Linked DNA regions of Homo sapiens: region 1 is linked to region 2. Evidence: chromatin loops called from intact Hi-C (ENCODE). Cell type or tissue: prostate gland. All regions are shown on one strand. Links, peaks and the distances in the headings refer to the core of each region. The heading gives the core; the rest is flanking DNA. Region 1 overlaps LOC101929547 (a long non-coding RNA gene). Region 2 overlaps SLC24A3 (solute carrier family 24 member 3).

Region 1 (5,383 bases), core at 150-5,149, 380 kb after region 2:
TCCCAGCTACTCAGGAGGCTAAGGCAGGAGACTCTCTTGAACCCGGAAGGTGGAGGTTGCAGTGAGCCGAGATCACGACACTGCACTCCAGCCTGGGTGGCAGAGCGAGACTCTGTCTCAGAAGAAAAAAAAAAAAAAAAGAAAATGTGTTGAAGTATAACATACATGAGGCAAAACGCACACAGCTTAAGCATTAACTCAATGACTCTGTATATACGTATACATCCTCACAGGTTCCAGACCAAGACATGGAACATTTCCTGCTCTCCCTGAAAGTCTCCCTGTGCCAGCCCCTCACCAGGCAATAATTCCCCAGAGATAGTGCCTCTTCCCAACCCTGTACCCTAGATCATTGTTGCCTGTCCTTGAACCTCAGATAAAGGGAGGCTCCTTTTGCCCATCTTCGTTTTTGTGATGTCTGTCCATTGTGGTGTGCATAGCTGTGATTTGTTCTTTTTCACACTGTGAAGGTGTAGGTGGTTTTCACCTGATGCTTCAGTTCCCTTCCAACTTTAGTATAAGCCAAGAATAATCAAACCACTACATCTGGATCAGAGACAAATGACCTCCCAGATTGGCTAGTTTTGTAAGGAACTTCAGTTGAAATTGAAACAGTCATCAGCTGCTTCTCAAACCAGCTACACTACATAAGGAGGAGCCCAAGGGAAACTGCAGGACAACAGGTCCACTGGGAAACTTCAGGGGGCCAAGCTGTCAAAGACAAGCACAGAAAAATTCCTGCAATGTGCGTTAGACCTTGAGGCAGCTTTTAATGGCAAAAGTCAGTACAACCCATTTCCTTTTTCTCTAAATGAGAGGAAAGTAGAATAGGTTCCATCAGGAAAGAGTCACACCCAGGCCATGACAAACTCATGGAGGATCCTGTCAATCAAATTCCTTTCTGCTGGGCAGAAAAAGTATGTGGGAGCTTGTTAGTAAGGTGCATTCCCAACCTATCCTGAGGATGTGGGACTCAGGAAGCCCAACAATCTGCCCTATTTACAAGGTCCCAGGTATCCTTTCATATTAAGATTTGAGACCTGCTGTTTCAGAGAAAGGGACAGCTTGGCATGTATTTTTTGGTAAATCCTGGAGGGCAAGTCTAAAAAGCAAAAAATATACCGCCCAGCACCTATTTGTTGATATTTTAAATTGACTTGTTTGGGGTGTTTGGAAGAAATAAAGACAGAGTATGAAAACACAACCTGTAGCTATGTCTATATGTATTTCATTTTTCACTTGAGTACTATGTTTCTTAAAGACTCCTGTAAGAAATAATTCAGAACCACATAAATAATAAAGAGATTAAAATTTTAAATCCACAGAGGACAAACATTAAGTATTCACAATTTGAGGAATTTGTTCATTCTGTCAGGATCATTCAGAAAGAAAACACATACATGCCACTAATTTAATTTTGCCCTCGTAAACTTGGGCAGACAAGGTGCTGAGTGTGGCAGAGGAGCCTGGGGAGAGCCCTGAGGGCTTATTTTTGTTAATATACAAATATTAGGCTTAGGTATCCTATATTTTAAATCAAGACAATAGATCTAAAAAATGTTTTAGCATTTTGAAATTTCAAAACTTCATCCTGGTAGACCATGATATGCAGTACATCTTAAGTGGAAAAAAAAAGAAGCTACACTATGAATTGTATAATCCCATTTTTGTAAAGTTAAGCAAAATCATCTCTCTCTCTCTATCTCTGATTACTTTGGGATGTGGGATTACAGGATTTGGGGTTGGGGATCAGAGAATGTAGAGGGACTTTCACTTTTTATTTTATACTCTTCCATAGCTTTAAAATTATTTTTCTTCCATCAGTATGTCCAATTTTATTAATTAAAAAAATAAAGAAAAATTAAAAGAATCTGCTCATGTGTAAGCAGTTAAGGCAAGTTGACTTAAATGAAAGGAATTGAAATGGTTTGACTTTGGCAGGGTTGAGCATGAGGCTAGGCTGGGCCTCCAGGCCTGGCTTCCAAGGAGCTGCTCCTCCCTGCCATGGCTGGCAGCTCTGTGCCCGAGGCTCATTCGGAGGAGCCCTGAGATGACAGGGGAAAGGCAGCCCAGCCAGGTGGTCTGCTACGGCTGGAGCAAGAAGCTGGAATTCTGATTCTGATTTGGCCACAGATCTAAAGTATAGTCCATTCCTCCCCTGTGCCTCAGTTTCCTCAATGGTAAAAGATGATGCCAACCTTTCCACAGAAGGGTGCTTTGCGGCAATGAAGCATTTTGAAAATACAAAACATTCAGATGAGAGAGATGCCAAAGTCAGTTGGCTCTTTGTACTTTAGACAGCCCTGTGTTATTCTGATGGGGATAATCACAGCAAACCCCTCTTGCCCAGGGCCTCAAATCTGACTGCGGAATCCACTTCAAGCCCAGCTCAGCTGTCCAGTGCAAAAACTTGAGTGGTAAACACATGACCCATCACCAAGTCGTCATCCTCAGAGAGACCTGAGGCTAATGGGATGGTCTCACGTTATACAGTGCTGTGTCCATCTCCTCATCTCAGTTCATCGCCCAGGTTTCCAGCCCCAGAACTGCAGAATGATTGGGTCCAGATGCTCTTCCTAGGATCGCTGTGGCGGTGCGCCCCCTGGTGGCAGCGGTAATTCTCCTGCTGGGGGATTTCTGTGTGCCTGAGATGTGTTTCCTACCTGCCCTTGACTGGTTCAGCTTAATCTTTGACTTCACAGCCTCATTTCTTTCCACATTTCCAGTCAGGTGACATGTGACATTAAGATGACTGGTGTGTCGCATGCAGCTCTTCCTGTCTCCCGAGTTTGTTTCACTGGCAAGAGTTTCTCAAAGAGTTCCTTTAGGTACTTAAATATTTCACTTTTTAAAAATTAAGTCCCTTTCTTTGAAAGTTTATGCCAGAAATAGACAGGACTCATGCATAGCATTTTCTTTCCAATCATTTAAGTTCTTGGTACTCCAAATGTTGTCCCTGGACCAGCAGGCACTAGGAGTTGGTGGCATGACCTGGGAGTTAGTTAGAAAGGTAGACTCCTGGGACCACTGCATTAGAACTTGCATTTTAACAAAATGCACAGATTGAAAAGCATAGATTTGGTTGATATTTCCTCATAGATGAGATGACTAGGAATTCATAACTACCCGTATTCATAGCTAACTATATGTTACAGCACTCACGATTACACATACCTTTTCATTTTTTCAACTTTCCACGTTTCATTTGCTTTTAAACACCTCTTAAATATGGAAAACCACAAGAACCAAATTCCCAACGTTTAAGCATTTAAAGTAGTCTACAAGCAATAGCTTCTAAAGTCTCCAAGGAATAAGAATTCCAGCTACAGCATCAAACATTTAGCTGAGAATAGCAACACACCCTATTCCATATAATATTGAAAAGAAAAATTTCGACGTTAAATCCCACATCATTGTAAACTATGTTAGTTCAACAACACCAGTGCATAATGCATTTTAAACACAAAACAGGGTATAACTTAAACTCTGATGAATAAGTATCATGAGAATTTGAGCATATCTTGGTGAAATCATTTTTATTTTTTCAAAGTGTTCCTACCCATAGTCGGCATTAGTCATGTTCTCATTAAAATACCATGTCCAAAAATATCAAGTTTTTGAGTAAGATGACAAAAATTATTAAACGAATAAAAATTATTCCTTTGAGATGCTAAAAAGTAGATATAACTTTTTTTTTTTTTTTGAGACAGAGCCTTGCTCTGTTGCCCAGGTTGGAGTGAAGTGGCACAATCTTGGCTCACTGCAACCTCCGCCTCCTAGATTCAAGCCATTCCCCTGCCTCAGTCTCCCAAGTAGCTGAGACTAAGGGCATGTGCCACCACGTCTGGCTAATTTTTGTATTTTTAGTAGAGATGCAGTTTCACTATGTTGGCCAGGCTGATCTAGAACTCCCGACCTGAAGTGGTCCTCCCGCCTTGGGTACAACCATTTTTGTTTAACTTTTTATTTTGAGCTAATTTTGGCCTTACAGAAGTCATAAAAATAGTACAGAGAATCCCAAGAGGCCCTTCATGGATCTCATCCTAATGTTATCACTTTGTGTATGGATGGTAAAATAACGAGAGCTACAAATTAACGTAGCAACAATAGTACTAAATAAACTACAGAACTTATTCAAGTTTCATAAATTTTTCCCCAGTCTTTCCTTACTTTCATGACTTTGACACTTTTGAGTACGAATGATTTATTTCACAAATGCCCCTCAATTTAGTTTTGTCTAATATGTTCTCATTATCTGGATGAGGTTATGCATCATGGTAATGGAATTATGCCATGTCCTTCTCATTGCCTCATACCATGGGATTTCTGATGTCAATATGTCTTATTATTCGTGCTAACCTTGATAACATGGAGTTAATATTTTGGGAAAGGTACTTTGAAGCTATGCAAATTTTGTTTCTCTTCAAAATTTCACCCGCTAATTTTAACATCCATTGATGAATCTTATCTGCAACAATGATTACTGCGGTATTCAACTGTCATGTAAATAGTTATTTGCCATTTTTCTGAAGCATTGAATGACAACTAGAAAAGAGAGCTGTGCTCAAACAATGAACAACGAGGAATGGGGAGAGGAAAACAGAAGGGCCCCTCTACAGGTTGTATTTTCTTTTTTCATTCTTTGTAGAGACAGGATCTTGCTAGGCTGATCTTGAACTCCTGGCCTCAAGCAATACTCCTGCATCAGCCTCCCAAAGTGCTGGGATTATAGGCATGAGCCACCATGCCTGGCCCAGGTTGTATTAATAGCAACAACAGCAAACCCTAAGGAAGAGGAAGAATATGATTTTCAGACTTGTCATGTTATGTTACTGGAGATGTTCAGTTGTCAATTAAAAATTTTTAGACATGTAAAGAAACAAGAAAGTATAACCCATAACAACAACTACCAGAAGTTAACATACAGTGTCTGAGGAAGCCCAGATATTGGACACACTAGACAAATACTTTACTTTTATTTTTTTTATTTCAGTAGGTTTTTGGGGAACAGGTAGTGTTTGGTTACATGAATAAGTTTTTAAGTGGTGTTTTCTGAGATTTTGGTTACCCATCACCTGAGCAGTGTACACTGTACCCAATGTGTAGTCTAGACAAAGATTTTAAATCAACTATTTTAAATATGTTTGAAGAATTAAAGAAACCATGTCTTTAAATGTCTTACAAAATAGAAACTTTCAATAAAGAGATAGAAACTGCTTTTAAAAATAAGACAAATAGAAATTCTGAAGTTGATGAGTGCAATAACTGAAATAAGAAATTCACTGGAGGTTTTCAGCAGCAGATCTGAGCAGGCGGAAGAAAATATCAGCAAATTTGAAGACAGATCAATTGAGACTGTGTAGTTTGAAAAAGAAAAAGAAAA
Region 2 (5,383 bases), core at 191-5,190:
GGTTCTTGATTAACCTAAACCAATTGAGTAACTAGTTCCTTTGCCACAATGATTGGTTCAGGGATGGTCAGGTAACCTGAGTTGGCTCAATCAGATTTTTGTTTGATGATGCTATGGGGGGATGGGGAATGAGATGTGGTGGCCAAGGAGACATCCTCTTTCTCTTTCCTGGCCAAAGTGGTATGTGTACCTGAGGCCTGAAAATGCTACAGCTATTTTCTGCCATTAAAAAAAAAAAACTAGTATGAGGAAGGAAACAGAGGAGATTAGAGATAAAAGAATCACAACAATGGGGCTGGAAGTCCTGATCAAGTCATACCTGATGTCCACTTTCCTTTGCATTTTTCAGAGACATCTATAAATTTCCTTCATTTAAGAAGCCAGTTAGAGTTGGGATTTTTTTTTTGTTGTTACCTGAAACTGAAAGCTTCTAATTAGTCTAGATGTGGATCTGAGAATGAATCTGACTTCAGGAGATCGTATCAAAGAAGTGGAACAAGCAAGACACACGTTTTGTGAGCCCAGATCAAAGCTAACACAGAGATCTGGGGTGAAGTTGTAGAGGCAATGAAAACAGAGCAGCACAGAGCCAGGTGGGTGGCCTTAGCAGAACTCTGGGCCTGGGACCAACAGCATCTGTCAGGGGGAGATCAGGTGTGGGGCCCTGTCAGGACCTGGCCTTGAGGGGGTTGGGGTGGGGATGGCCAGAGAAAAGAAACTATGAGGGGACAGTGCAAGAGACAGCCTCAGGCAGATGGTCAGTCATAAGACTGGGGCCTCAGCAGGACTGTCTACCTTTCCTGGACCAACTGCTGGAGGCTGCCTCTCATCCAGGGCCACGCTTGGTCTAGAACGTGATGAGAGCTGAGCCTGCAGATGGAGCTGAAGCAGGTGAGCTGCTCTTCTGATTCAGTTGGCCTTGGGCTAGGGCTGGGGCTCTGCTTCTAACAGGAATCTGCCTCCTGATGCCACAGCCTGCAGAAGATGCCGGGAGAAACCCAGTTTTACTGGGTGTGATGGAATTCACTGGCTGCCTCAGCTGGACCTGACCTTGGCCTTGGTCTACTCCTGCACTTCACATTCTGCTCTCTGCTACTCACAGGATCATGTACGGAAGCACGCTGGCTCCTGGATGAGGCCTTCTGCCACACCTGCCCTCTTGGTTTCTCAACAGATCACTTGCTCTCTTCCTTGCAATTTCATCTCCCTCCCTGGAATGGATGTTAGGCCTCCAGCCCCTATTTTTAGGTTTGGCAGCACTATGGGTGTGTGGTTTTTGGCCTCCCCTGTCCTCTGTCCCCAGCTTCTTGGAAAATCTGGATGCATCTCAGGATTGGAACAGGGGAGCTGTGTGTTGGGTTTTGTCTGGGGAACAATAAGATAGAAATCAAGGTGTACGGGGTAAGCTGGGGCAGCCTGTGGGTGTCCCGCTGTGTTTATCAGCCTGAGTCCTCCATCTGTGGTGGAAGCAAAAGCCCAGCTGTGGGAGATGCCATCTGAGTATAAGAGAAACTTCTAGCTGCACATTGTTTGTGCTAAGTAAAATATTAGGTTGGTGCAAAAGTAATTGCGGTTTTTGCCATTACTTTCAATGGCAAAAACCGCAATTACTTTTGCACCTATCTAATACTTCCATTGTAGCAGGGGCTACCACCATTTTGCTGATGTGTCTGTTTTCTTGGCATTGACCCCAGATCCTACACTCAAAACTTCCAAAGAACACATAAAATCCAAGGCTAATCATAAGAATGCAATGATAACATCTGGAGGTTTTTAAATCGTAGATTCCCCCTTTTGGAAGGAGAATGGAATTTATAACCAACTGATGTGAGCTCAAATTCAGTCTTAACTACCAGACAATAGACTCTTTGCCATCTGGGGAATACTGAATCCCCCAGTATCCATTTCCTTGCCTGTAAAGAAGGATGATAACTATCTTAAAACTCAGTGGGTGTATTTCCGCAAATATTTTTACAGAATCTAGTGTGGTGCCTGAACGTTAGAGAAGCTTAATAAACAGTAGCTGGTATTTTTAACATTAGAGAAAATTCTTTAAATGCAAGATGTCCTGGCCCTAGACACTTTATAGTCTGCCTAGTACTAAAGCTTGTGTTTCATCCAAGGGAGCTGAAGATGAGACCCAGGAAGTGTATTGTTTTAAAGTCTTTGTCTTGAGTTCATAGCAAATGTTTTACTATGAGCTCACTCATATTTCCCCACCTTTACCATTTCAGGCCCTTTCCACTGCTGTCCCCTAGATCTCTTTGCCTGGGGGTTTTCCCTGGGCCCCAAGGTCCACTCCGCCTGAGCCCAGCAAGCTGGAATGCTGGGGAATTAATATCCCTTAAGTGCAGTCTTTAACCAATGAATGATGGAAGCTGGTGGAGAAATACTCTAGCTCCCCCGCCTCCTTACATGAGATAACTTAGTGGCTCTCCAGTTAAACTGTCTCCCAGTTCCCACAGAAGAATTAGATCTCTGTTACCCACAGTGATAACTGGCTTGCTAACACACTTTCCTCCACTGCTTTCTCTTCCTTGCCTTCCTTCCACACTGTCCCACAAGCACTTCCTGGGATCACCTTTCAAATCAACTGTTTGCACTTGAGTCCTTGCTTAGAGTCTCTTGGGGAAGCCCAAATGCAGGTGGATTTCAATTCAGAGGTGCAATCTTTGGGTGCTGCTAGGGTTTGTTTAAACGAGCCAGTATTATTTGAAGAAAGGCAAACCCAGCCAAGATGAGATGGGCCTTGCCAAAGAACATCAGGCACATTTTAAGCATGCCAGTAGGGCTGATGTTGGAGCTCTTTATTATAAACTAGAGCCATCTGCCGGCCTGTAATAACCTGAATATGAAAGTCCTAACCTGGGATGCAGTTAAACTGCATAATTTCTGTTTGTGGTTAGGCATTTAAATCTTAACATGCTCTGAACGGCAGATCGAAATTCACAAGTACATTGTTTTACAAAACTGGCATGAAGTCCCTTCAATACAACGTACAAGATACATTAGTATGTTGCATCAAGAGCTCGGTGTTTTCTCTTTGTTGTTATTATTCTTCGTTTTTAAATAAAGGAAACTTGTAGGACCACAGCCTTGTAAATGTCTTGAAGTGATGCCAAGAACCTCTCTATAAGCCACTTTCTAAAAAGCAATTTCCTTTTTGTCCCATAAAACTCCCCAAAGCACCTTAGGTGAACACCAAAGCGAGGGTTATGTTTGCAAACTGCAAATACAGCAGACATTTAATTACACTGAATTCATCAAAACCCTAATTGAGACAGGAACTCAAACCTTATAGCTTAATTACTTTAATTTCAGATGGATAACAGACTTGGTCATGTGCAACCCTCCATGCTGAAATTCATAGAGGGAGGCCCACGGGCACTCGCTGGTAATTCTCCCAGCCAAATGAAAGTGCAGATCAACATAAATAAAATGCTAAGTGAAATCCATGATTGGATTTATTAATCGCTTCAATTCCCAATATCCAGCCTTTGCCGTAACATTCCACTGCACCAACTCCACCGCCTGGGAGAGCTTCTCCCTGTTTGAGGCTGGGAAGCTGTCATTTCTTTTTTTTCACCTCCCACTGGTAGACAGCACAGAAGTAAGTACTAGTCCTTTGAGACTGTTTTTCTACGAACATCTCCTTACTTTGATTTACATTTAGAAGACCTTCTCCCTGACTATCCCTTTCCTTCCCACTGAGTATCCTGTGTCTGTTAATTAAGCTGTGGACACCCTTGACTGTTAGATAAGTTCCATCAATGAGTTGGTCAAATTATCACAGTGACCTAGGTGGAATTTGGAGGTGAGAACCCCAGGGATGCGTATTCTGAGCATAGCTAATGGTGTCTAACTGAGACTGACTTACCATGTAGAGCAGGTCTATTAATGCTGAACATGCTACAATTCATCTTGATGGCAACACTAGGAAGTAGGTGTGCTTGTACCCACTCTATAGATGAGAAAAATGAGGCTTTGAGAACATAAGTAACTTCTCCAGGGTTCCACAGCCAGAAAATGGCAGAATCAGGATTTAAACCCAGACCCGTCTGATTCCCCAGCCCATGTTCTTCCCAAAACATAATTTTGCTTCCTCTGCAAAGACTTGAAGGATCCTACAAAACCCTGAGCTGGATGGCCTTGAAAATCTCCAGTTTGGCACATGACAGGAAAGTCAGAAGGAAAGGTTGGCATCCAGAGTCATCGCGTGGACTGTGGACTGCTTCTCCCAACAGTCATGGTTGTTACTTCTGTCCATGGCTACAGGGTTGTGAGGTGAGCCAGCAAAGACCTTCTGGGGTGAGTCAAGGGACAGACACCAGCATTTTTTGGAGTTCAGGGAGCCCTTTGCCTTTGATGCAGGTGTTCCAACCAAGCTGGGATGAACCGCGTTACTAATGAGTGATGAGCCACACATGCATCCAAGCCATTTCATAAGTAATTAGTTGTGTGGCACTGACTAGATGCTCCCCAGTCATTTGTTTCATTTCTCTACATTATCTCTCTTCCTTTGGGCTTGCTTGTGAATCAAGCTTCAGGTACAAATGATGAATGAACTAATGACAACACTAATAACAGCCAGACTAATAACCATACTGCTGATGGTGACAATGCCAATTAGGAGAGTGCTAACAGCGACAGACTCTTCTGCTGGGTGCAACTGTTCATCTGTGGAAGGCCACAAGCAGGTGTCCAAGGCAAAGGAGAGCCAGGGAAGTGCAAATAGCACCAAAGGCAAAGGCAGAGACTCATTTTTTAAAAAAATACTAACTACATTTATGGGAGATTTAAAAAGCACATATTGTGGGTACACAAAATCTAAGACATGAGCTCATTGACTGAGAGGATGAGAAGAGGGAAATCATTCAGTCTAAGGAGCTGAGCAGAGCTCAGTCACCATGTACTGGGAGCCCCTTTTCCAGATAGAAGGGACCCATCCACCTGTGGGCCCTGGAGCTGAATCCCGATGAGATCCAGGTGTCCCTCTGCGTGTCACCTGAAGGCAACTGACACACCAGGCAATCCAGACAAATCAATAGGCACGAAGATGACGGAAGTAAAAATGGGCAGTGGAGAATGCAATGGTGGACCCGGGGTATCCTGCATGGAGACCCTCGAGTCTACATCAGTGGAACGGGCAGCATGGGGTGCCCCTTGCCGCTGCTGTGGGGTGAGGGCCCTGGCAAAGGGTAGGGGGAAGGCTGCCCCGGGGCTTTCCTTAGCCCCCTGACCCAATCAGCCACTTCTAGGAGAACAGTGCACTGTTCATATCAAGGCTGCTGATCAAGTGGTTAGGATCAGCAGGTTCCTTGATATTGTAAGTGGAGTAGCCTCCATGAGCTTTTAGAAGTGCCTTTTACTAGAAGATACACAA

The links. Peaks named below come from ENCODE experiments on the same cell type or tissue, not always from the same donor. Only the 100,000 strongest peaks of a DNase experiment are listed, where the experiment ranks them.
Region 1: it touches region 2 in a loop (6-fold over the local background); 84 of 110 quality-filtered maps call a loop at or near these places.

What each region holds. Positions count from the first base shown.
Region 1 is chr20:19,203,340-19,208,722 of GRCh38, reverse strand. LOC101929547 (a long non-coding RNA gene) reads left to right here. Exons shown (of 3, transcript XR_007067549.1): 3 at 1-1,204. Among named protein-coding and RNA genes, the nearest start is that of SLC24A3, 6.6 kb to the left of the region's middle. RefSeq lists an enhancer at 716-1,274. In prostate gland, for the core only: a CTCF peak has its summit at 2,613 (motif pointing left); a DNase peak (open chromatin) is centred at 2,602.
Region 2 is chr20:19,586,350-19,591,732 of GRCh38, reverse strand. All of the region lies in intron 6 of SLC24A3 (solute carrier family 24 member 3), which reads right to left. Among named protein-coding and RNA genes, the nearest start is that of RIN2, 170 kb to the left of the region's middle. In prostate gland, for the core only: no CTCF peak of the experiment used is centred there; a DNase peak (open chromatin) is centred at 2,742.